Linked DNA regions of Homo sapiens: region 2 is linked to region 1. A link is an interaction called in ENCODE POLR2A ChIA-PET data of the cell type or tissue named here. Cell type or tissue: MCF 10A. All regions are shown on one strand.

Region 1 (2,500 bases):
TTTAGATATTAAGCCTTTATGAAATGACGGGGAATGTGAAAAGTGACTAGAATTACGTAGAGACCTAATGAAATACTGAAAGATGAAATGATATACTGTCTAGGATACTTGCTTCAAAATAATCTAGAAAGGTGATGGTTTAGGCTGGGTGCAGTAGCTCACGCTTGTCATCCCAGCACTTTGGGTGGCCGAGGTGGGCAGATCACCTGAGGTCAGGAGTTCAAGACCAGCCTGGACAACATGGTGAAACCCTGTCTCTACAAAAATTAGCCGGGCACGGTGGTGTGTGCCTGTAATCTGAGCTACTCAGGAGGCTGAGGCGGGAGAATCGCTTGGACCCAGGAGTCGGAGGTTGCAGTGAGCCGAAATCAACCCACTGGACTCCAGCCTGGGCGACAGGGCAAGACTCTGTCTCAAAAAAAAAAAAAAGAAAAGATAAAAGAAAAGGTGATGGTTTAGATAAAGTAAGATTGGCCACGAGTCAATAATTTTAAGAGTTAGTGATGGGTAAACGGAAATTTATTACCATTATGTAGTAGTTGGTTACAATGACAACCACATTTTCATCTGAGCACGTACTATGAATATGCCTAGCACATGATGTATTATGAGATCCAAGAGAGAAATTTTGGAGTCTATGCCTATACTAAATTCATAACCCTCTTGGGACTTTCAGCCTAAGTACATCATGTGGAGCCAAGAGCCACCCTCACTGTGCCTAATCTGAATGCCTGACCCACAAAACTGTGGGAGATAATAAAATGGTCATTTTTAAGCATGAGGTTTTGAGGTAGCTGTTACATAGCAATAGATAACCAAACATCATTCTCTCTTGTGTATATCTGAACTTTTCTATAATAACAAGTAAAAAAAAAATAATCTGAAGACCACACAGGAGGTCTTCAGATTACACAGGCACTTAGAACTTGTTATACCTTTTGTTAATGACAAAAAAAAAGTCATGATTTGTGAGATTACACTACCAATAAGCAACACATTTTCATCTGAGCACGTACTACGAATATATCTAGCACATGAGGTATTATGAAATCCAACAGAGAAATTTCAGAGTCTATATCTATACTAAATTCATAATCACTCTCAATTCAGCAAGTACCAAAAGACATGTAAATATGACAACACACACATTAGTTGAAGAGACTGTCATTTGTAAAACTGTATTTTAGAATATTAATTGTTTCTCAACCAACTTTACTGTGAGATAAACAATAAAAACTTTCTACATCACAGACACACCAAAGAAGGCACAAGGCAGTTTTACAAAAAGTTGAATTAATATTATTCAACTCCTGGACCAAACCTCAGCACTTCTGAACCACAATCTCTCACAGAAGAGTCTAGAAATCTACATTTATAAGAAGCTCCCAGGCAGTTCTTATGTACTGAAGTTTAAGAATCACTGGTATAAAAGGGTGTGGCAGAAAGAGCTGCCTTGACTTGTTCAAAGTTCTAAGAATTACAAGACAAAAATAGGCATAGAATTCAGAAATCCTGGTTAACACACCACCTACCACAGCATGAGTAACTCCCAAAAATACAGCTCTGTGACATGACAAAAGTACTGAAAACCATTTAAAGTTATCTGAGGCAAAAAAATCAAGTTTTGTGTAGAAAGCTAAAATTTGGTCATCATGCCTATAGAAGGAAAGATTCACTGGGAATAAATAAGATGGGCCACAAAAAGGAAGTATTAGTAACCCCCAAAAGCTCCCCAAAGTAAAGGACAGTACTCTGAAATGTGATTGTATGGGTGTTGAATACGTGAGAAAAGGATGATGTAATCAGAATGAAGTGATGTGGAGTGAAACTTAGTCAGTGCTTTCAGCATTATGAAGAAGACATGATGCCAGAATAGCTAAAGAAAGCTCATGGTCAGCTTTCCTACAGTGAATAAGCATGACTACCAACCTACCCAAGCTATACTGAATTATCCCTTAAGGAGTTATTTCACAATGTGAATGAATAAATTTGTATTCTGGCTCTAGGTATTCTCGCATTAATTTGGGAAAAATAAACCAGCTTTCTGAAGACCTGATAACCTTGGTGAAATTAACTCAAATCCACAGCTACTTTGAACAGTCTCCTAACCCTTCATTTTTGCATTTAAAGGGGGAAAAAATTTATTCCAAGTCTTACAATTACTGAAGCCATTAAAAGACTGAAATTGTTTAGAGATGGATAGAGGAAGGCTAGTTAGTTGGCTCCCAAGAACTCTAACTGGTTCTTTGATTAATTCATTGTGGCCTAGAATCTGACCCTGAATATTATAAGCCCAGAAACTCATTTTAATAGGACTCCACCAATAGTCAGGCTCAGAGATGCTGATTCACCCTTTCTAAACTTTTAAGAGACTGAAGTAAATATACTGCAGTGCTGTAGGAGGCCCAATTCTAAAGATGTTCTCTGGCTGGGCATGGTGGCTCATGTCTATAATTCCAGCACTTTGGGAGGCCTAGGTGGAAGGATAACTTGAACCCCT
Region 2 (2,500 bases), 140 kb before region 1:
GAACTTTATACCGTTCTAGCCATGATAGCGGTAACACAGGTAAACAATGTTTCTTAAGTTAGATCAAATAACTTTATTAATATAAATTGCAAGGATATGAAATCTTTTTTACTACATTGTGTAACTCCTTGTACATTAAAATTTAGATCATTTTCAGGATATAGTACTTCAAAAATGTAGAGTTTATAAGATGTGCATAATAGCAAGTTATTCCTTTGTTTAAAGACTTTTTGTTTTGGTTTGTTTTTGAGACTGAGTCTCATTCTGTTGCCCAGGCTGGAGTGCAGTGGCGAGATCTCAGCTCACTGCAGCTTCCGCCTCCCGGGTTCAAGTGATTCTCGTGCCTCAGCCTCCCAAGTAGCTGGGATTACAGGCACCCACCACCATGCCCGGCTACTTTTTGTATTTTTAGTAGAGATGGGGTTTTACCATGTTGGCCAGGCTAGTCTCGAACTCCTGACCTCAAGTGATCCACCTGTCTCGGCCTCCCAAAGTGCTGGGATTACAGGCATGAGCCACCACGCCTGGCCTAAAGACTTTTAATATTAACATTCTCTGAACTTGAAAGTTAGTCAGTAATAGGTGAAATTACTCTGTGTTTTGAAATTCTTCTCTAAAATTTCATAGATACAGATAAAGTATTCTCAGTCTGGTATAAATTTTTCTTTTATTGCAAAGTCATTTTAAATGATTTGATCATATAGAATTAACCAAACTTGTCAGAAAGTGAAAATGTCAGAACTGATATGTGTTGGCCATTTCTTTCTTAAGTATTAGGTTTGCATTGACCTTGTAACTTTTTTTCTTAAATCAAATTCATGAGTTTTGAGAGTTGGAGTGGAAACATGCAAAGGCTACAGATTTTTTTACCTTTCGGTCTCTGCCAGATTTCGACCGTATGTGGTTTACAATCCTCTAATCCATTTTCTTTCTATCATTTGTAGAGGGGCGTTCCTGCAATGAGTCCTGATGCTTTAAACCAGTTCCCAGCAGCTCCTATTCCAACTTTAAGTGGCTTTTCTATGACTCTGCCTACACCGGTGAGTCAGCCAACTGTGATACCTTCAGGTCCTGCGGGCTCCATGCCCCTCAGCCTTGGACAGCCAGTCATGGGCATTAACCTTGTTGGACCAGTGGGTGGAGCTGCAGCCCAGGCTTCTAGTGGTTTCATACCAACCTACCCTGCAAATCAGGTAAATGGCGAAGCTGTGCATATTTCAGATAATCACTGAAAGTGAATCTGGGCACCATTTTTTCCGGGGATACATAGAGTAGGTTACTGGATTATGGTGAGCACATTTAAATTCTTAGGTTGTATCTTTCAGAAAAACTGCTAAACCTGAAATTAAAATACTTTAGTTTTTCACTTCTCAGATTAGCAAAAATGTTTTAAATATATAATATTTAATGTCATTGAAAAAGTAGGGTAAAAGTGACTAATACACTCTAGGCTTATTGGTACAGCCTTGTTGAAAGGCAGACTTGGCAATAGCAATCAAAATTCTACATGTTGAGCTGGGCATGATAGTGTGTACCTGTAGTCCCAGCTACCCTGGAGGCTGAGGCAGGAGGATCACTTGATCCCAGGAGTTCAAGTCTGCAGTGAGCTATGATTACGATCACACCATTGCACTCCTGCTTGGCAACAGAAGGAGACTGAGTTTAAAAAAAAAAAAAAAAAAAAAAGCCTCAGCATGTCTATATCTTCTATCCTAGTAGTCACATTATTAGAAATCTATCCCAAGAATAGTAACTCGAATTAGCAAAGATATACAAGAATTTTTGTTGTAACATTGTTTGTTAGAGTAAAAAGTAGAAATAGCTAAATATCCAACAGGAGGAGAAAGGTTAAATAAATTTCAATTCCTTCACACAGTGGTAATCATTAAACTGAATGAGATAGATCTACATGTACTGCATGGAAATGTGTCTTTGTTATATAGTTAAAGTATAGAGCAATATAGTGTAATCTCATTTGTCTTTAAAACAAATGAGCTGTTAACAGTACTTCTGGAGTGTGGGATTAGGAGTCAGTGTCCACTCTTTGTACATGTATGTGATTGGTTATGATGAGCTTGTGTCACTTAATTTGCAAACATGCATGATATAGCTGTATGTCTTTTTTTTTTTTTTTGTAGCATTTTGACCTTTCCTTTTTAGTTTTTTTTTTTTTTTGAGACAGAGTCTTGCTGTGTTGCCCAGGCTGGAGTGCAGTGGCACGGTCGTGGCTCACTGCAACCTCTGCCTCCCAGGTTCAAGCCATTCTCCTGCCTCAGCCTGCCAAGTAGCTGGGATTACAGGTGCCCGCCACCACACCCGGCTAGATATATCTTTTAAAGATGGTAGGCGCTCAGTAACCCAATGAATATCATTCAGCTATTTTACAAATGTATAGATTAGCTTTTTTTTTTTTTTTTTTTCAGCCAGAGTCTTGCTCTGTCGCCCAGGCTGGAGTGCAGTGGCACAATCTCGGCTCACTGCAACTTCTGCCTCCTGGGTT

The links. Peaks named below come from ENCODE experiments on the same cell type or tissue, not always from the same donor. Only the 100,000 strongest peaks of a DNase experiment are listed, where the experiment ranks them.
Region 2: POLR2A ChIA-PET joins it to region 1 with 5 read pairs; 2 of 35 experiments call an interaction of 5 or more read pairs at or near these places.

What each region holds. Positions count from the first base shown.
Region 1 is chr17:37,429,508-37,432,007 of GRCh38, reverse strand. The region is part of intron 4 of TADA2A (transcriptional adaptor 2A); the gene reads right to left. Among named protein-coding and RNA genes, the nearest start is that of TADA2A, 24 kb to the right of the region's middle. In MCF 10A, no CTCF peak of the experiment used is centred here; DNase peaks (open chromatin) are centred at 1,487 and 1,827.
Region 2 is chr17:37,569,330-37,571,829 of GRCh38, reverse strand. SYNRG (synergin gamma) reads left to right here. Exons shown (of 22, transcript NM_007247.6): 9 at 1-39; 10 at 945-1,193. Among named protein-coding and RNA genes, the nearest start is that of SYNRG, 39 kb to the left of the region's middle. In MCF 10A, a CTCF peak has its summit at 1,149 (motif pointing right); a DNase peak (open chromatin) is centred at 1,099.